Linked DNA regions of Homo sapiens: region 1 is linked to region 2. The links are chromatin loops, found by intact Hi-C in ENCODE. Cell type or tissue: endothelial cell of umbilical vein. All regions are shown on one strand. Links, peaks and the distances in the headings refer to the core of each region. The heading gives the core; the rest is flanking DNA.

Region 1 (10,188 bases), core at 1,491-9,490, 110 kb after region 2:
GTGAAACCCTGTCTCTACTAAAAATACAAAACTTAGCTGGGTGTGGTGGCGGGCGTCTGTAATTCCAGCTACTTGGGAGGCTGAGGCAGGAGAATCGCTTGAGCCCAGGAGGTGTAGGCCACAGTGAGCCAAGATCACGCCATTGCACTCCAGCCTGGGTGACAGAGCAAGACTCTGTCTCAAAAAAAAAAAAAAAAAAGACATTTTATGAAATTTCAGGGTTATTCTGGCTTTTCAAAAAAGGAACAACTTTTAGAAAATAGCCACAAAACAAAAATTTTGTTAAAATAATATAGAGTATATCTTGGAATACAACAAATTAATATACAATAGTATTGCACTAAAGATATTTGGACTGAAGTTAGGAATGAGACAAGAATGCCTCCTCTAAATACTATTATTGCATACCATGCTGGAGGTGTAGCTAGTACAATAGGACAAGAAAAAAGTTAAAGATAGAAATGTTGGAAATCATCATTAATAACAGATTATATGACTATCTATCCAGAAAACCTAAAAGAATCAACTGAATATTATAATCAATTTTAAAATTTAGTATGCTGACTATTTTCTAAATAGATACAAGATAAATACACAAAATTCAATTGCTTTCCTTTATAAAATTAATAACCAGCTAGAAAATATAAAGGAAACAGAGATGCCATTCAAAAGAGCAATTAAAAGTACAAAATTTAGGGAATTAATTTGATAAATGCATAACTTTGGTATGAAAAGTACTGACAAAGCTTTACGGAAGGCTATTATATTATATCTGAATAGATAGAGACAGATAATGTTTCAGATCAGGAAAGTCAATGTTGTAAAAATGCAACTACTCCTCAAAGCCTATTTAATGAAATTTTCACCACAATCCCAATTTCCTTTTTAGTTTTTGTGTTTGTTGATTTTTTCCCTTAATAAATCAACCCCAAATTTTAACAAAATAAAATTTCAAGAATAACCAAGAACATTTTTAAAATGATTTCACCTTACTGAGATAAAGTAAAAGAGGGGAAAGAGTGTATCCTGGTTAGGGACATAGTCTTGGTACCTTGATTTCAAACAATAATTCAGAAATATTAATATGTTTCTGATTAACAGTTCTGGGGAAAGGGCAATGACTATTAATTGAATAGAAATGTTTGGTAGAAGTTCCTCATTATCTAGGGGAAAATGAAGCAATAGCAACTTCATTAAATAAAAAAATTAGAAAAAGGAAAAAGAGGAAACAAAAATGAAAAATAAACATGGATACAGAAGAATCAGAATCAAGAATATCAGTTTTTACACTAAATATAAAATGTTGAATGACGGATTAAAAGACAGAGAATCAGATTAAGTTAAAATGCAAAACCCAGGCCGGGCGCGGTGGCTCACGCCTGTAATCCCAGCACTTTGGGTGGCTGAGGCGGGTGGATCACAAGGTCAGGAGATCGAGACCATCCTGGCTAACAAGATGAAACCCCATTTCTACTAAAAAAAAATAGAAAATATTGGCCGGGCATGGTGGTGGGCATCTGTGGTCCCAGCTGCTCCGGAGGCTGAGGCAGGAAATGGCGTGAACCTGGGAGGTGGAGCTTGCAGTGAGACGAGATCCTGCCACTGCACTTCAGCCTGGATGACAGAGCGAAAAAAAAAAAAAAATCAAAACCCAGCTCTATGCCGTTTATGAGAAATAAAAGACAACTTTTATGAAAAGGTTGAAAATATGAGTAATCAAAGAGCTAACAGATAAAAGCATATAAAAAGAAAGTTGGCATGGCAATATTAATGTCACAAAATGAAATTTTAGGTTTATAGAGCTAAATGGAATAATGAGGTACATCGTGTAATGATAAATGCAAAATTTATGTAGAAGAGGTAATAGTCATAAATCTGTGTGTACAACAATGTAACAATTAAATACCTTAAGCTGAAACTGTTAAAATGCAAGTAAAATTTAATTTAAAAAATATCAACATGAAAGGAGATAGATCTACTAGGTATAAGGTAAGGATGTAAAGGGATTCACTAATACCATCAATAAACTTGACTTCACCGACATACATTGAGCTTTACATATCTCAAATAGAGAGTACACATTTCCCCCCTGTGTACATGAATCATGGACAAAAATAACTCAAGTCCCACTTGGTCACACTAAAACATCTTAATGAAATAAAAAAGCTTATACTTAAAGGCCACATTATTATGTCAACAAATTTTAAATTATAATTAAATAATTCAACCAAAAATCTTAATTAAGAACCACAATTCCACCTAATCATTGGGTCAAACAGAAAATTATAAGGGGAATAGCAAACTACTTAGACAATAATGAAGAGAACACTTCAGTCTATAAACCTATGACACAGAATAGAAAGCTCAGAAATAAACCCATGCATATACAGTCACCGGATCTTCGACAAGGGTGCCAAGAACACACCATGGGGAGAGGACTGGTTCTTCAATAAACAGTTCTGGGAAAACTGAGTATCCACATGCAAAATAGTGAAATTCGACCCTTGCATTGCACCATACCCAAAAATCAACTCAAAAGGAATTAAAGATTTAAAGGTAAAACCTGAAACCTTAAAACTCCTAGAAGAAAATATAGGGTAAAGCTCCTTGACATGGATCTTGGCAATGATTTTTGGGCTATGACACCAAAAGCACAGGCAACAAAAGCAAGAATAAACAAGTGGACCTACACCTAACTAAAAAGTTTTGGCACAGCATAGTAGCAATCAGCAAAACGAAAAGGCAACCTATAGATTTGGAGAAAATATTTGCAAACCATCTGTCTGATAAGGGATTAATATTCTAAATACATAAGGAACTCATACAATTCAATAACAATAATAAGAAGAACCCAATTTAAAAATGAGCAAAGATGTAAGTAGACATTTCTCCAAAGAAAACATGCAAATGGCCCCTTCTAATAGACACAAAACACACACAGGAAGAACACCATGAAGACAGAGCAGGGTGATGCTTTTACCAGCCAAGTATCACCTTGCTCTCTGCCGGGATGATGGATGGCCAGCAAACCACCACAACCTAGGAGAGAGGCGTGGGACAGAAGTTTCCCCAGAGCCCTCAGAAGAAGCCAACTCTGATGATACCTGGACCTTGGACTTCCAGCCCCAGAAATGTAAGATGATAAATTTCTGTTGTTTAAGCCACTTGGTTTGTGATATTTTGTTATAGCAACCCTAGCAAACTAATACAACAGGAAAATGAAATAATAGATATAAACATTGGAAAAGAAGAGATAGAATTACCTATTTTAAAAAATGATACAATTGGATACTGAGAAGCCCCAAGGGATTTGGGTTTTTTGTTACTAGAATTGATGCTTTAACACCTAACGTGGCTTAATACAAGGCTCACAGCTGGGTTCATCTTATGGGAAGCATTGTCAGGAGTGTGACGGGCAGGAGGAGGATGACAGTGGGGTGTCTTCCTTTCTGCTGGACCGAGAATTGGCAAAGGCTGGCTCCTCTACCAAAGGCTAAGCTCCTCGCCAGATGTCCTCTACTACATTGATAGCCTCAGTGACAGCGTTTTTTCCAGGTCCTACCTTGGAAAACCTTGCCCCACTGCGTTGGCGTCCGGGGGTGCTTCTCTTCTCCTTGTTGACTTCCCTTATTCATGCCCACATCTTAATCAATACTTGATATTTAAACTCTCCTCAGTACCCGACTCGAGTGCACCATGTGTTTCCTGCCAGGACACTAACACAGCACCTGGAAGAAGAAACTGGAAAATTATTGATTTGCAATAGTAACAGAAGCCACAGATACTTAAAAATGAATTCAACAAAAAAGTGCAGTATCTAAAAGAAGAAAACCAAAGACTTACTGAATGATCTAAAAGGAGGTCTGAACAAATATTCTTCTTGGATTAGAAGACAATATCATAAAATGTCAATTCTCCCAAATTAATATAGAAAAGGAATCTAATTTTGATTAAAATCTCAATTAGCTTTTTTTTAGTTGAATAGAATGACATTAAAGCTTATATGGAAGAATAAATGCCCCCAGAACAGCTGAGAAAGTTATGGAAAAGAACAGTGAGTACACTTGCCTTACAAAAGAACAGATCGTGCATAAAGCCCTGCCATCAAGTCACTGTGGTATCAGCTAGGAATAGACAAACAGATCAGTGGAACCGAAGAGAGAACTCAAAAATAGATCTTGACAAATACAAAAATATAATATATGACAAAGATTCATCTCAGTGGAAAAAACATGGATTATTTAATAAACAGTGGCAGTGCAATGGCTGCCTGAAAGAAAAGAGAATTGGATCTCTATCTCACATTGCTTAAAAAATATGATCTAGATAGACTAAAGACGTGAAAGCAAAAAAACCAAAACTCGAAACATTTCCATAAAACCCATGGGTCTACACATACCATCTAGGGGCTCAAGAGGCCTTCACCACTAGAAACCTAGAAGTTATAAATTTAAAAATAATAGAGAGATACATGGCTAGATACAGTTTTCAAACTTTTAGAAGACAAATTGGGCTCTGTATAGAGTCAACAGACAAATCGTAATTTTGGAAACAATTATTTGTCATGCAGCCAACATAGAGTTCGGTGCCAGTTTTGCACTGGAGACGCGGAAGGGAAACTGGAGCAGAAAGGGATTCTTCTTCCTGGCCCGAGGAGGAAGCGGTCTTCTCAGCTGGAACACGTGGAGCCTGCGAGACACCCGCCCCCGACCCCCAAGCAGTGCGCCCCCAGTGGGCAGTCATGGTACTGCCTCTGACTCCAGTTCCCTGGAGGGGAACAAGAAGTTTCCCTCCAGTTCCGTCTTCTCAGCTGGTGTGCCTGGGGCCTGTGGGACCCCTGGCAGTGTGCCACCCACTGGGCAGCAGTGGTACTGCCTCTGCCTCTGCACTGCCGGAAGTTTCCCTCCCGCCGCACTAGCCCTCTTCCTGTTCCTCCTGCACCCCACACCTGTACCAGCCTCATAGCCTCCTCCCCGTGACACCTTCCCACACTTGCTCCAGGTCTCTGCTCAAATGTCACCTCTGAGACATCTTTCCTGAGCACCCTACCTTAAATAGCACTGCTTGCTCCATACCTCTCATTCCCTATTCCCTTTTCTTCATGTCCCCTCTGACTTACCAAATATTTATGTGTTTGTTTATCTTCTGACTCCCTCCTGGGATGTGAGCTCCGCCAGTGTGGAGACTTGACCAGCTTGGCTCACTGTCACATCCTCAGTGCCAGCAACAGTGCCTGGTAGGCAGAAGATTTTCAGTAAGCTTCTCTTACTGAACAAATGAATCACTTTACAGGCAGCTTACTAGAAACAAGTTTAAAAAACTCCATATTCATACCTGGCATTTTTAGGGAGGAGCATAAAAGAATATATATACATTGTAAATTGTTACAGTCCTTTAAAAATTCTACCTGGAAACATTGATCAAAATTGAACATGCATGTATCACCCAATTCTGTGAATCTAACCTACCAAAATAAAAGCAGGACATAAAGACATATATAAAAGGGTGTTTATTTGTGCAGTGTTTAGGAAAAAAAATTTAAGGAAATTAAATATCCCCTGTTAGTAGCAGAATGACTGAGAAACTTGTGGTACATCCACATTATAAAATATTAAGCAGCACTTTAAAATAAATTAAAGTTACACTGGTTTTGGAGGGATATCCGTGTTGTTGAGTTTTAAAAGCAAGATGCAGAAATATGTGCATAATATGATCATTTATATGTATAAGTATTAAACATCTTTAATAGAATAAAATTATTAGCATTAAAAACTGTTGTTTGCCGACAACATAAAATGAGTGCATACAATGTACTGAGAAATAATGCACACATACCAGGGAATTAAAAACAATTGTTCCATATAGAAAAGATGTTACTTTGTTGATGACTCATACAAAAACAGTTTATTTTCTTATAGAGTTACAAAATGATTACATAACAGAATAGAAATGTGGGAAAATTCCAAGGAAGGGTTGACTCCAAGGCTTCCTTGAGGAGGTAAGAGATGGTTTTAAGAGAAATGAAGGTTTAGGTCAAGAAGGAAGTAAATAGATGGCAAATTTGCTTGCCAAAAGGTTTTTACTTACTGGGCGTATCGGGCTCAAAGGCTCAGGTATATAAGTTTCATGAATTAGGAGAACGTATACTGGAATTTATATAAATCAAAGTGAAAGACTCATTTTGAAATGATATAATTAAATAATTTGCACCATTAGGGATATAATCTTTCAAGAAGTCATGTTGCTGCATCTACTGAAGAATCATGTTCAGCAAGATAGGATGCATTCATTTGGACATAATCATTAGCTGAAAACTGCAATGTAGAGATCCCTGATAAACAGAGAATGTGATTAACAAAGAAAATGAAGAATCTATTTGTAGTAATAAGAACAAAAATGGAATTGTCTGTAGAGTCAGCTATTTTCAATGTTCCCAAACTCCATCTCCTCATCAATGTGTGTATTTCAGAATGTCAGATTGTGCAAAACCTAATGAGGCTGGCCATGGCCGATTGTACAAGGAGAGTCAATGTCTATTGAAGAGACAAGTAATTATCAAATACTTTTTAAAAAATCTTAAATGTATGAAAAAATTGCAAGTATAGTGCAAAGAACTATTTTTAGGAACCAGAGAAAGTCGCCAATAAGAATATTTAGTAAGTATTGTGTATTTCTACAGACAAGGGTATTCTACATAAATAAAATTCAACCATACACTCAGGAAATTAACACTGATATAACACTGTTATCTGACCCCCAGATGACATTCAAGTTTTTCTAATTGTCCTGATAATGACCTTTATAGCAAAAGGATCCAGTTCAGAGTCACATGTGATAGTTGTCATTTCTCTTTAATCTCCTCAGTTTTTCTTTCCCTATGATGACCTTCACACTTCAAAGTTTACAGGCTAGTTATTTTGCAGAATTTTCCTCAATTTGGGTTTGATATCTCCTCAAGATTAGATTCATGGTATGTATCTGTGGCAGGAATGCCATAGACATGAGGCTGCTTCCTCTCAGGGGGCACAAAATCTCAATTTGTCTCATTACTTATTTTGCTCACTTTGATCACTTGATTAAGGTGGAATCTGCTCGACCTTTTTTTTCTATTTGTAATTAATTTTTCTATTTGATTTTGTTTTTTTCCTCTTTGTAATTAATAAGTATTTTGTGGGGAGGTAATTTGAGACTATGTAAACATCCTACCTCATCATACTTTCAATTTATTCATTTATTTATATCAATGTGGACTCGTGGTTTCCTATTTTATCCAGTGGGTCATAATCCATTACTAAAATGATGATTTAGTTTGACCCTCAAATTGTCCTAGATTTGGCAATGAGAGCCCCTTCAACCTGGCTCCTGTGTCTTTTTGGCATAATCCCATCATTTCTTAAGTACTTTCTTAGTTTTGGGCACGACAAGAAATTCCAAGCTCATTTTGTTCTTTCTCTGTGCCAGCCATGAAAGCAGCCATCTCTTCAGGGAGCCCAGGTTTCTTTCAGCAAGAATGGAATTTAGAAACCAATATCTAGGTGCTGGGTGTGCTCAATGCTATTGGAATGTCCCTGCTTCCAGGTTCTCTTGGTGGACAGAACTAGGAAATATATGTACACACACATACACACATTGACATTGACATTTGTTTCTCTTTCTGTATACATTGAAAACCATGTGTTCACACCAACACTCACAAGTTTTCAGCTTTCTTCTTTTCGATAATTGCAACTCCTTTCTCTGGCAACAAGAAACCTGGCTCCCATTATCCTTAACCTTAAGTATTTATTTAATCAGAGTCCAATGTGAATGCCCTCCTCATGCACACGGGCCCTGACAGCCCTCATCAACCTGTCTCCACCCCCCACCCCATGAAGATATCCTTCTTATTTATTTATTTATTTATTTATTTATTTATTTTTATTGATCATTCTTGGGTGTTTCTCACAGAGGGGGATTTGGCAGGGTCATAGGACAATAGTGGAGGGAAGGTCAGCAGATAAACAAGTGAACAAAGGTCTCTGGTTTTCCTAGGCAGAGGACCCTGCGGCCTTCCGCAGTGTTTGTGTCCCTGGGTACTTGAGATTAGGGAGTGGTGATGACTCTTAAGGAGCATGCTGCCTTCAAGCATCTGTTTAACAAAGCACATCTTGCACTGCCCTTAATCCATTTAACCCTGAGTGGACACAGCACATGTTTCAGAGAGCACAGGGTTGGGGGTAAGGTCACAGATCAACAGGATAAGAATTTTTCTTAGCATAGAACAAAATGAAAAGTCTCCCATGTCTACCTCTTTCTACACAGACCCGGCAACCATCCGATTTCTCAATCTTTTCCCCACCTTTCCCCCCTTTCTATTCCACAAAACCGCCATTGTCATCTTGGCTCGTTCTCAATGAGCTGTTGGGTACACCTCCCAGACGGGGTGGTCTGGGCAGAGGGGCTCCTCACTTCCCAGTAGGGGCGGCTGGCCGGGCGGGCGCTGTCCCCCCCACCTCCTTCCCGGACGGGGCGGCTGGCCTGGCGGGGGCTGACCCCCACCTCCCTCCTGGAAGGGGTGGCTGCCGGGCGGAGACGCTCCTCACTTCTCAGACGGGGCAGATGCTGGGCGGAGGGTCTCCTCACTTCTCAGACGGGGCGGCCGGGCAGAGACGCTCCTCACCTCCCAGACGGGGTCGCGGCCGGGCAGAGGCGCTCCTCACATCCCAGACGGGGCGGCGGGGCAGAGGCGCTCCCCACATCTCAGACGATGGGCGGCCGGGCAGAGACGCTCCTCACTTCCTAGACGGGATGGCGGCCGGGCAGAGACGCTCCTCACTTTCCAGACTGGGCAGCCAGGCAGAGGGGCTCCTCATGTCCCAGACGATGGGTGGCCAGGCAGAGACGCTCCTCACTTCCCAGGCGGGTTGGCGGCCAGGCAGAGGCTGCAATCTCGGCACTTTGGGAGGCCAAGGCAGGCGGCTGGGAGGTGGAGGTTGTAGCGAGCCGAGATCACGCCACTGCACTCCAGCCTGGGCACCATTGAGCACTGAGTGAACCAGACTCCGTCTGCAATCCCGGCACCTCGGGAGGCCGAGGCTGGCGGATCACTCGCAGTTAGGAGCTGGAGACCATCCCGGCCAACACAGCAAAACCCCGTCTCCACCAAAAAAATACAAAATCCAGTCAGGTGTGGCGGCGCGTGCCTGCAATCGCAGGCACTGGGCAGGCTGAGGCAGGAGAATCAGGCAGGGAGGTTGCAGTGAGCCGAGATGGCAGCAGTACAGTCCAGCTTCAGCTCGACATCAGAGGGAGACCGTGGAAAGAGAGGGAGGGGGAGACCGTGGGGAGAGGGAGAGGGGGAGGGGGAGGGGGAGGGGGAGGGGAAGTTTTTCGAAGATATCCTTCTTTACCCATTCCAACATCCTGCACTGGGCAGCTGCCTTCCCCTGAGTGTGGACACCCACGTCACTCCAGTGGGGTGCCACATCCCTGCTCTGGGCCCCTGTAGCTCTGCCAGTTCCATCCCCTGCACAGATGTCTACCTTGTTCAACCCTACCTGTGGGCTTTTGCATTGAATTTCTATCAACCTCTTTGCCAGTCTATACTGGCTTAGTAAGCTATTATAATCTAAGTGGGCTTTCTGGGGGCTGCATAGTCTCAGAAAATTGGGGGTATCGTTTAAGGGAGCCTCCAATGGGGCCTGAGAGAGGCAGTCACTTCCTCTACCTCACCTGGCCAGCCCGAATGAAAGTTGTCATTGGGCTCAGATATAACACAAATGTGTGGGTCCAGCTGTGACCCCCACACTACAAAGCCTGGATGAAGGGCCCTTGCAGCAGAATGGCTTTTGCCATCTTCCAACACTTTCCACAGAAAATGATACCTTTTCCTGACCCATCCCTTCTTAAGTTTGGCTGGAGACAGAACTTGCCCGGGTGTAGCTGCCTCAGGGGACATGAGATGGAACGGAGCCTTCTGCTCACACCCACCTCCCCAAGGGATTGAACTGTCCTTCTGTCTTGCTGTGCACCATTGAAAGACTAGGAAACAGAGAAGGGAAAGGCCTCAGTGGAAAGGTTCTTGAATGTAGATCTGATATTTCAAATATGATAAAGATACTATTGTCTTTTGCCACTCAATGCCTGAGGGTGAAACTGAGTGAACTTAATGTATCATGGAAATCATTATGAGATAATTTTGATTGCTAA
Region 2 (10,188 bases), core at 727-8,726:
TATTTATTTAATAGCTGTGATCACAGGGAGAGAAGATAAGAAGTTTGCTCTGGACTAAGCAGATGAAGAGATGCATTTCACAAGGAAAAGTGCCCAAAGCAAAAACTGCTCCCCCATCAGTACTCGGATCAAGACTAAAAACCCCAGTGGGCTCACAGAAGAACTTGTCATAACAACCTACCCTCTCCGGAATGACATCAAATGTGTGGAGGTAAATGAGGTCAGGTCACCTCCTCTGCTTGGCATCAAAGAGAGATGTTGCAAAGTTGGGACCTGGCTTCTGCTGGCTCTGCTGAAGGAATCACACTCTCTATATTTTAAGTCCCCAATCACTCAAGCACTATGCAAGATTAATAAGATTCAGACAACAGGATTTTTAAAAAATCATGTATGTAACAAACATCCTTTATCCCCTCCCTTAAATGAATATACAAAGGTCAGCTCATTGTTTTTAAACATCTGGGCAAAAACAAAACAAAGCCAGAAACAACCTCCCTGCTCCAAAAAAAGTAAGTTTTTTTTTGTTTTAATCCAAGAAAGTAAAGGTATCCAATGCTGAGGGGTAGACTTGAACCCTAGAGGCAGAGGGGTGGGTACTAAAGGGCCCCATAAAGTGCTCCCTGCCTCCCGCTTAATGCCTAATTACTCATCGGCATGCCTTTGTTCGCCAGGCGTCTGCTTTTACAATGCAGTCAAACAACGTAGAACCGTGTCCATTTATGGGAAAGTCAAAGACCAATAAATAAAAAGTTTAATTTCCTGATTCCCTGATGTCGATGGGGCTTAGAAAGTACTCACCAATCCTTCCAACAACGGTCTTTTCCAAACATCATGTGAGCAGCACCTCGTATCAAATTTCATTGCTCATAAAAAAGAATCAGATAATGTTCAGTGGGAAAAAAGCAGGATACGAGGTACATGGTGTTTGCAACTAAAAAGCCGTCTGCTTATGGGGAGGGACTGGAAGTGCACAATCGCTATCAGAACCTTTGTGTTGGGGCAGGATTTGGGGAAATCGTTTTCCCTCTGTTTTCTACATTTTCTCCTGCTATATAGGTTTTACAATGGAATGTTTTTAAAAAATCGATTGGTAAAACAATTAGCTAATTATTTAGCAGATGCCATTACCCAGAACTGAGAGCATTACAGGAGGTGTCCAATGTCAAGCAAATCAGCTGTAGCCCAAGAAATTCAACCAAATATCAGCAGACTGGGTTTCTTAGCTTTCATCTAGAGAGATGTTGATCCCTACGGATTTCCAAAGTTGCCACCATTAACAAAAAATCATCTCTCATCAGGTCTTTCCACCTATTGAATTCTTTCAGGTAATTAACCGTCTTTAGGGAATTTTCCCTCTGGAGAGACAAAGTGGAAAGATGAGGCAATGAAGTGAAGTATGCATATAATTTTTTTTTTTTTGAGACAGGGTCTCATTCTGTCACCCAGATTGGAGTGCAGTGGCACAATCTCGGCTGACCGCAACCTCTACCTTCCAAGCTAAAGCAATTCTCCTGCCTCAGACTCCGGAGTAGCTGGGATTACAGGCGTATGACACTACGGCCCAGCTAATTTTTGTATTTTCAGTAGAGACGGGGTTTCATATATTGGCCAGGCTGGTCTTGAATTCCTGACCTCAAATGATCCACCTGCCTTGGCCTCCCAAAATGCTGGGATTACAGGGGAACCACACCTGGCCAGTGTGCATGTAATTCTGATCTTTGGTAAGAAAATGGCTCAAGAGACATGAGCTGGCTTATTCACCTGGCTGTCCATTGGGAGGGGATCCTGCAGAAAAGCGGACGGAACTAGTTTTGGCCCACCCCAGCCCATACTGCCAGGTGGAACAGGGACTGTAGCTGAGCAGCTCGTGCAGCTGGTGACAGATACACCAGCTGGGCTTGTTCTCCCGCTCTTTCCTTTCTCTTATTTCCCATCACTTTTACCAGCTTCTCTTCTAGGCATTCCTCAAAAGGTGGTCCTCAGAGTTACACTCTGGGCCCTCTTCCCTCCCTTAGCTTCTCTTCCTGAACGCATTTTGTGGGCCAGTCCCTTATGTAGAGAGCCGTTTATCCAGCTAAGTCTACTGAACCTTCCAAGGTGCCAGGCCCTGTACTAGGCACAGGAGATGCGGGACAAAGAAGGAGAGTCTCTTCCCTTAGGACTGTGCATCTTAGTGGGTAGAAGACACACAGACAAGCCAAGAGGATTTCACCAGATAAATATCCCAAGGCAGAACCAGGGTTGGTTTCTGCTGGACTTGCTCCCTGGACGTCTCACGAGCACATCAACTCAGCCAGTCCAAATGTGAGTGCCACCTCTCCCCCAGACCACTCTTCTCCTCGTCAGAGTCCACATTCTGTCTGCTTGAAGACACTGCCATCTATGTAGTCACCAAAGCCCCAAGCCTGGGAGTCCTCATAGATGCCCCTTGCCCACACCCTGCCATTCAGCCTGAGGACAGTCTCTTTCGTCATTTCCTTCTTCCCACTCCCACACACACTGCCCCAGATCCCCCTCACTTCCAGCTTTCTGCTGCCATCTTCTGTCCTATCCTCTTGCTCCTCCACACGCCACCACACGGAGGGCTTCTCCTAAAATACACACCTGATTGCTTGGTGTTCCTGCTTAAAAGACCATGCCAGGCTCCCCACCAGTGGACCAAGTTCGTCCTCCCTGCATGGCCCCTGACCACTCTGTACCAGCCTCTGCAAGTGGCCTCACTTGCTTCCAAATACTCACTTTCTGTGTCAGCAACCAGGGCACCAGGCACCTGCCACTTCCCACACATATAGCACGCGTTGACATCGCTGGGCCTTGGCCATGCTGTTCTCTGTACCTAGAATGCTTCTCCCCCTACCCACCAGAAGGGAGGACCTAGAAAAAAATCCTGTTCACCTGTCATTCAAGACCCAGGTGCAATCCATCTTCTCTGGATCCTCACACATCCCAACGCTGCCCCTGGTCACTCCATTTTATTAAATCCCTCCAAACCCAAGGAGAATGAGTTGCATCCTCCTCTGGCTTCTATAGTTGATCATTCCTGCCTCTAAGAGAACACATTCAGAAAATGCGCTTTTCTCTCATTCCGGCGATGACACAGAATGTTCAAGATCAGGACAGGGCTCTCCTCCGTCATACAGCCGAGGCCCACCCCGAAGGTGTGTGGCTACACAGAGGGCTTCTGAAATAGCTCATGATTAGTGACCACAATGTCAGCAGCTGGTGTTCCTAAATACCCGCTATTTTTTAGGAGTCAAAATACTCATTTAAAAAAATCTGAATTAAGACTTGAGATGTACTCAGATAATTATAGGCAGCAGTCAATGTTCTGATCAAATGCAGTTGTAGTCATTGGAGAAAGCACTCTGACCATACCTTTCCTGCCTAATAAAATCCTTTCAGCATGCCTGATTTGCTGCTTCAGTGTCTGTTTCCAGGGTTACTGGTGAGATTGAAGATTTTTCAAAAATGTTTATTAGTCATTCGTATTTCTCCCAGAAGTCCTTGATGGGACTTTCTTAAAAAGCAGGCAGAAGTGGGGATGGGGAAGAGAACCTGAGACAGGAGCATAGGGAGAAGTCCCATTCCCACCCTTCCCTGGAGCCTGACCCCCTCCTGCCCATCTGTGCTACAGCCCCGCCTCTGGCCTCCCTTTTTAACTCCAGAGCTACATCCTGGAAGACTGGGTCTCTTCCCTTGGGTAATTTCCTCTCTCAGGACTTCTCCCCTTGATCATCTTCCTGGAGACATTCCAGTGGAAGTGGGAAGGGGAGGGGACGTCAACCCTCCACACTGGCTCGCAGTTGGATGGAGAGTGCATTAGGACCGGGTGCCATCCCCCTAACAGACACTAGTTTCCCATCGACATGCATGGCAGTCAGCCTTCCAGATGCCCGAATAACTCGCATTTCCCCGTATTCATGTCCTTAGGCAGTCCCCTCCCATACTAAATAAGAACTGGCCCTTTGTGTCCAGTAGAATATGGCAGAGGTGACCATGTCTAATTCCTGAGGCTGCATCATAAAAACGAATAGAGCTTTTGCCTAGTATTCTCTCTCTCAGAACATTCATCCTTGCAACACAGCCACTGTGCTCTAAAGAAGCCCAGACTAGCCCACATGAACAGCCCACACGCACTGAGAAAAACCGAGGCTCCCACCTATAGTCAGTCTCATCCACCACTGGAGTAAACAAGCCTTCAAGTGTATCCAGCCCCCAGACTTTGAGCCTCCTTCCTGAGACCCCAGATAATCCATCCCCTGTCTGAATTCCTGACTCGGAGAATGGACATTTTACACCATGAAGTTCTGGGGTAACTTGTTATGCACCCCTAGTAGCTGAAACAAAATAAATAATAAAATGCCAATAAAATAATTTCATTCCATTATAGCTGTCATTAAATATGAGCACATTGAGATTTTTAATGCCTAGCAGAGGAGGCGTCTAGAAAACACTTGTTGTAAAGAATCAGAACTATTTGAGGACTAGGCCCTATGGCTTGGCTTATAGACAGCCACTTGGAATATTGTATGTCTTCTGGTCTTAAAAATGCATAGTATGTGATCATACAGATGCATACCACAAGAGGGCAGGTGTACATACTGGAATAGGGCCTCTCAGACCTAACCCTGGTATCTCACAGTGACTTAAAAAAAATTTCATCCAAAGGGCAGGTGTACTTACTGGAATAGGGCCTTGCGGACCTAACCCTAGTCTCTCACAGTGACTTAAAAAAAAATTCACTGATGATTTTCTTTCATATTGATCATGGTGATGGATAGACTTCGGTTTTGAAGAAGTGAATCTACATTTCAAAACCCAGCCAGCTGGGAAGGCCTTCATCCCTAACAGTTAATTTAACAATGCCATATTTGTATTTATTATAAAATATATTCTTGTCATGAAAACACCTATAATTTAATTACTAAGAAAAATAGAGCTGCTATTTTTAAATGTCAGTGGGATAAACATTTCCTGACTTTATATCACCGAATGAATGCAGATGTGCTATTTACTCAATCTCATTTATTTCATAATTGGATTAAATAATGCTTCATTATTTTATAATGAACAAAGTAATATGTGATTTTGAAAAAAGAAGCAATTACACTGATTTTTCTTTCACCTCAGAACCTCCCCCCATGCATTCTGACATTAAAATGAAGTAATTCGTTGGGTAAATTTGAAGTCGCCTCAATTTCTTCAAGAAAGATGAGGAAACAGGTTTCTCAGAACATGGGTTTTTTCTGATTACAAATTGTTTTTTCAAAATATCTCATATGAACTTCAGATCGTCTCTATCACAGGGTGCTCCTTGCACACCACACAGTCAGTCCTTTTTTTGTGAGTGACCAGTGCTGGTCTCTGCAGCCCAGCTTAATTGCAGTTATGATGTAGATCAGGCTGAAATATCAGACTCTGACTGATGGCTTACTTGCAATTTGCCCTGCACAAATTCCGAACTACAGAGAGGCCATGGAGCTCCCAGGCTGGGTGTAAGTCATATGACTGGGCAATGAAATAGCTTTTCTTAACCTCAGCTTTCTCGCCTGTCAAATGGAGCTCACACTTCTATTTTCCTCAAGAGGATGTTGTGAGGAATAGATAAGGTAGTGGATATAAAGCATGAAACTCCATGCCCGGCACATGCGTCATCAGTCCTCAGTAACTCTTCTGTCCCCCCTACCACAGCCACAAGTCTCCCTGTGATCATGCATCACCTGGGATGTCTGTGACAATGTCTGGGATGCAGCAGGCACTCCCTAGACAGTTAACTACTCTTACTTTTTATCCCCCAGCTTTTCGCTCTATAAAAATCTTTAGAATAATGATTCTGAAAACAGAGATGGTAGATGAACACTGCATCTTCTTTACCAGCTGCATACTCATGCACGATCTCAAGAAGCACTTCTAAAAGATTCCTCCAAAACGATGCTCCATTCCACACTTCCTTCCTGTGTCCGGAAATCTAATTATCATCATCGGGAGAGAAAAATCAAGACAAAGGAAGCCTTTCCTGGTCAGTGTTATTAGAGACTGATATGCTCATCTATTCCAAAAGAAAGCAACTTCTAAAAAGCAGCTTCTTTTCTTTTCCATTCTCCTCTCTGAAGGTTCACTGCAATATGATTCCAGGAAGACTTTGCACAGCAGCCACAAACCCACACCAGAGGCCACAATAACAAATAAGATATAGTGGGACATTAACTATGCTTCCATATTCAGGGTGCTGAGGTGGAAATCATTTTCGACAGAACATGCGCTGCTTTGCAGCCTGTTAGCATTAAGTGGGCACAGCTAATGCAGTGACTCCAGATGGAATCCTTTAAAGCTTTGCTCCCTTCCACGACAAGCACACAAAGCCAGATGTTTTCATAGGACAGAATTCTACAACACCACACTTGCATTTTTTTCCTTCAGGTGCCAAATGCTTCTTATCATTACATGGTCTCAAATACATTTTATTAATAGTTTTTTTAAGGCACCAATAAATTGCATAATTTTTAACCAGTGAGTGTAGGCATACTAAATTTGGACAGGCAGTAAATTGTGACTCTGGTCTTACAGTCACTTCAGTTAGCCTGGACAAGTCTCTTAATCTCTCATTTGGATAATCTTTGAAGAGTCTCCTGTGGCTTTGATATTCTAGGTGTTACCGCCTGGCACCTTCTCAAATCCACCAGTGAGACTGACACCCTCCTCTGGGCTCTGCAGTGCCCTGTGCTGGCGTCTGCAGCTCCCAGAGCTCTGTTTTATCCCTTGGTGTCCCAAGGACTCACGCAGACCTGGATGTTTCTCAAGGATAAAACAGGAATGGTGTCCCCTGGAGTTGTACAATGCGATGGCATTATTTATTTGTATATTTGTTGAACAAAATATTAATTGAACAAAAGACAATACATTATGCCATAGTTCTGATTCAAAATATTTGTTTCACTCTTTTTATTAAAATTAAGATAAAAAAGATCAGGATTGTTTTAGAATAATGTAAAATGCAATGCTTAAATAGAAAATGACGTTTTAAATTAAAGACATGCTTTCAAGAACTTAAGTTAATAGATTTTTTTTTCTGAATGACTTTAAGCATGACTTAAATATTCTAACAGGCCAATGGTTTATTGATCAGAAAAACTTAGGCATTAAATTACTGGCTGAATACTGCCCTAGGAATCCCATTTGTCTTTAGATTATAGGGTGATTAATTTGATAAATAGCCAAGATATATTTTCATCTCTGTAACATCTAAAAGCATAATCTAATGCTCATTGTTCTTCTATCCAGATATGTTCTGAAGTAGTGTGTCTGACAGCACAATTAAGCATTTAAATATTTCACAAGTGTCAATATGCCCCAAAATCAGATTAGTGAAAACATCTCACTTACATGTATTTAAAAAATCTTTTTCTCTCAAGGTTCTTCTCCTACGGGAGATACAACACTTAGCAAATCCTGTTGACTCTGGAAAGTGGCAAAGAAGGATTTAAATTAATCCAGTGCTTGAGGTGGGACCTGGGGCAGCTTTCCAAGATCCTGTTATTCTTTCATTTGCAATCCCACCAGCCCCCTCCGGAAACTCCCTCCTTCCCTTTTCAGTCTCCTCTCTTCCATTTCCCAGGCCCCAGTGGGAAGGAGCCTCCAGGAGGTCGTGCTGGAGGGAAGTGCAAGGCCATTAGACGTCTCTGACTTCCTGCCATCCCGGGTTAGACCAATAGAAACCTCTGAGTAGCTTGGTTTGTGTGCAGGTTTCTTGCACTGCTGGGATGACTGTAGTGTTCGGTGTTGGATTTAGTGCTCTCCTGGATCCCATTGCTTCCAGCTGCTGGTTCCGAGTTCCCACCTCCCCAGAAAGCCCTCCCTGATTGCCCTCCTTCTCCCCACTTCATGGCCTCTGTGTCTGCTCCATCATGGCTTTAATGCCTGGGAGAATTCTCTGGTTTGACATCAGCCTTGTGCAGTTGACTGTGAGCTCTCCAGGGGAAGGAAAGGTCTTTTTCTTCATTATATCTTCACTTCTGTGTGGAGCAAGCATTCACGATGTCTGTTGGATGAGGAGTAAATGAATGAATGCACAGACAAAGAAAGGAAATGAGATAACATGCATGAAAGTGCTCTGTAAACAGCACAGCACCACAGCAGGCACATGAGCGTTAATGACTATTCTGTCAACATTGGCCAGTCCTGATGCCAGGCCCAGGATATAGGGGGCACTCAGCACCCTCTGTGGAAAGTGAAGGCAGGAAGGCTGAATGGGGAGCCGACTGTTGCAGGTTGGGTCCCCAGCAAGCCGAGTCTGAGGTGGAGTTCAGTGTGCAGGTTGTTTACCAGGGAGGGCTCGTGGGACCGAACTTGTAGAAGGGAGGAGGAGGGAGCAGGACTGGGCAGCGGCAGAAAAGTGGCTTCTTGGCTGACCCCAGGGGTGCTCTGAGCTAGAATGGCCCTTCAGAGTTGTCCTGAGTTGGGCTAAGATGGCCTGACCTTTATCACCTGCACTGGTCTGTAACCTTGGGTGAGGTCGTTCTCTGCAGCCGTGGTCCCTGAAGGTGTCTACGAGAGCAGGTGATGGGTAATGCCTCCTTCATGGCAGGGGGCGGTCTGGGCGGCACACCTCGGTGTCCACTATACCAACTCCGACAGAACCCATGACCAGAGGGAGCGTGCTCAGAGTTGAGGAAATCCTTCACCTGTAGCAGCGGTGGCATCGCTTGGAGAAACATAGCCCGGTAGATACACAGAAAGTATTTGCCACGAAAGTGGCTCTGCACTGGGTCAGGTGCCAAGACTGAAGAGTCCAGGGCTGCGCCTCTGGGGTGTTGGCAACGTTCTGTTCCTTGCTCTCTGTGAGAGGTTGCATCTAGTTGAACACGTATGACATATTTATGGTTCTATATCTATGTTATGTAAATTACATCTCAATAAAGTTGTTAAAATTAGTTTATTTATAACAACTGTGTCATGTTTCACCTTCCAGTCTGCCTCTTATTTCTCCTTTTGAAAGAGAACATGTCACTGAGGTTTTACTACACACAATTCTGCCAACCCCCAGATGGAAACTAACATTTTTAGACTAAACTATGAACTGATCCAGAACATCAAAATAACCTTTGGATCAAATCTGACTTTTACCTTCAATTTGGGCAACTCTCTGTCTTCTACTCAAACCCTTTAATGGCCTTCCATGTCACACTGCACACCCACAAAGTAAAATTTGTGGATTTGGTGGGGGGTGCTAAACTATTTTCAGTTCCTGTCACCAAAGTTTAATTGAACATTTACTTTGTGCTGGGCCTGGAATTGGGCTCTGGGCTTAGACCCAGGGCTGAATAAGGCAGTCCTGCCCAGGAGGGGCTCATGTCTGGTGGGAGATTAGGATGCACGCATATCGTCTGCGTGTCCTGAGAAAAGCTGAGTGATGGCTGAGCCAGGGGCCACCTGGAGTACTGGGGAGGTGCAAGAGTCAGCACGGACTTTCTGGAAGAGGTGTTGCCCTTGCCAGATCTGGAGAGATTGCCATCTCAATTGTCTGGCATGTCTCCTGGAAACTTTGTTTTGCTTGTATTTGTTCTCCAGAGGCCAAGGTCACCCTGGCCTCCTCTGCAGTTTTGGCTCCTGTGTTGACGGCTCTTGCCTTTGGACATCTGTGCCCGCCTTTGTGCCCCTTCCTTATCTCTTTATGCAAAAAGATGGCTTGTTCTTAGGTGGCTGTGCTTGCTTGCGGAAAGGACAGTCACTTTCCCTGGGATCTGCCCCCGAGCCCCCTCTCACAAAACCCTCTGTGCCATTTCCCCAAGTGCGCTGGACAACACTCCTTTAAAATTCATACAGTTTCTGTTTCTGCTGCTGCTTTCAGGCCTTTTTTTTTTTTTCTGTAGAATTATACATCTCATGAGTATTTGGTCATCTTGAGGAAGGGTCATTCCCCACCTCCAATGAAGATGAGCTCACCAGAACAAGCTTGGTGGGGAGTGTATGGAGACCTCTGGGGCTGTATGGCACCTCTGACTGGCTATGACCAGCCCCACCAGTCATGACCCATTGCAACTCTTCCTCAGGACCCTCTGATCTGTTTTGCAGGACAGGGTTGAGAATCAAATCCTTTGGTCTGATTCAGAGCCCAAACAGGCTCAGGACTGGAGGACATGAGGATGTCTGCCCCTGGGTTTCCCCACTTTCTTCTCTGGTCTCTGACTA

Evidence for each region. Hi-C counts contacts between places; a loop is a spot of excess contacts. Peaks named below come from ENCODE experiments on the same cell type or tissue, not always from the same donor. Only the 100,000 strongest peaks of a DNase experiment are listed, where the experiment ranks them.
Region 1: it touches region 2 in a loop (13-fold over the local background); 3 of 110 quality-filtered maps call a loop at or near these places.

The regions. Positions count from the first base shown.
Region 1 is chr10:125,516,906-125,527,093 of GRCh38, reverse strand. It overlaps LOC105378544 (a long non-coding RNA gene), which reads right to left and starts at 5,227. Exons shown (of 3, transcript XR_946438.2): 1 at 5,120-5,227; 2 at 3,563-3,728. RefSeq lists an enhancer at 8,453-9,195. In endothelial cell of umbilical vein, for the core only: a CTCF peak has its summit at 4,787; no DNase peak of the experiment used is centred there.
Region 2 is chr10:125,624,355-125,634,542 of GRCh38, reverse strand. It overlaps a transcript of TEX36 not described here. Among named protein-coding and RNA genes, the nearest start is that of TEX36, 54 kb to the left of the region's middle. RefSeq lists a silencer at 4,469-4,763. In endothelial cell of umbilical vein, for the core only: a CTCF peak has its summit at 4,571 (motif pointing right); DNase peaks (open chromatin) are centred at 782, 4,592, 7,712 and 7,982.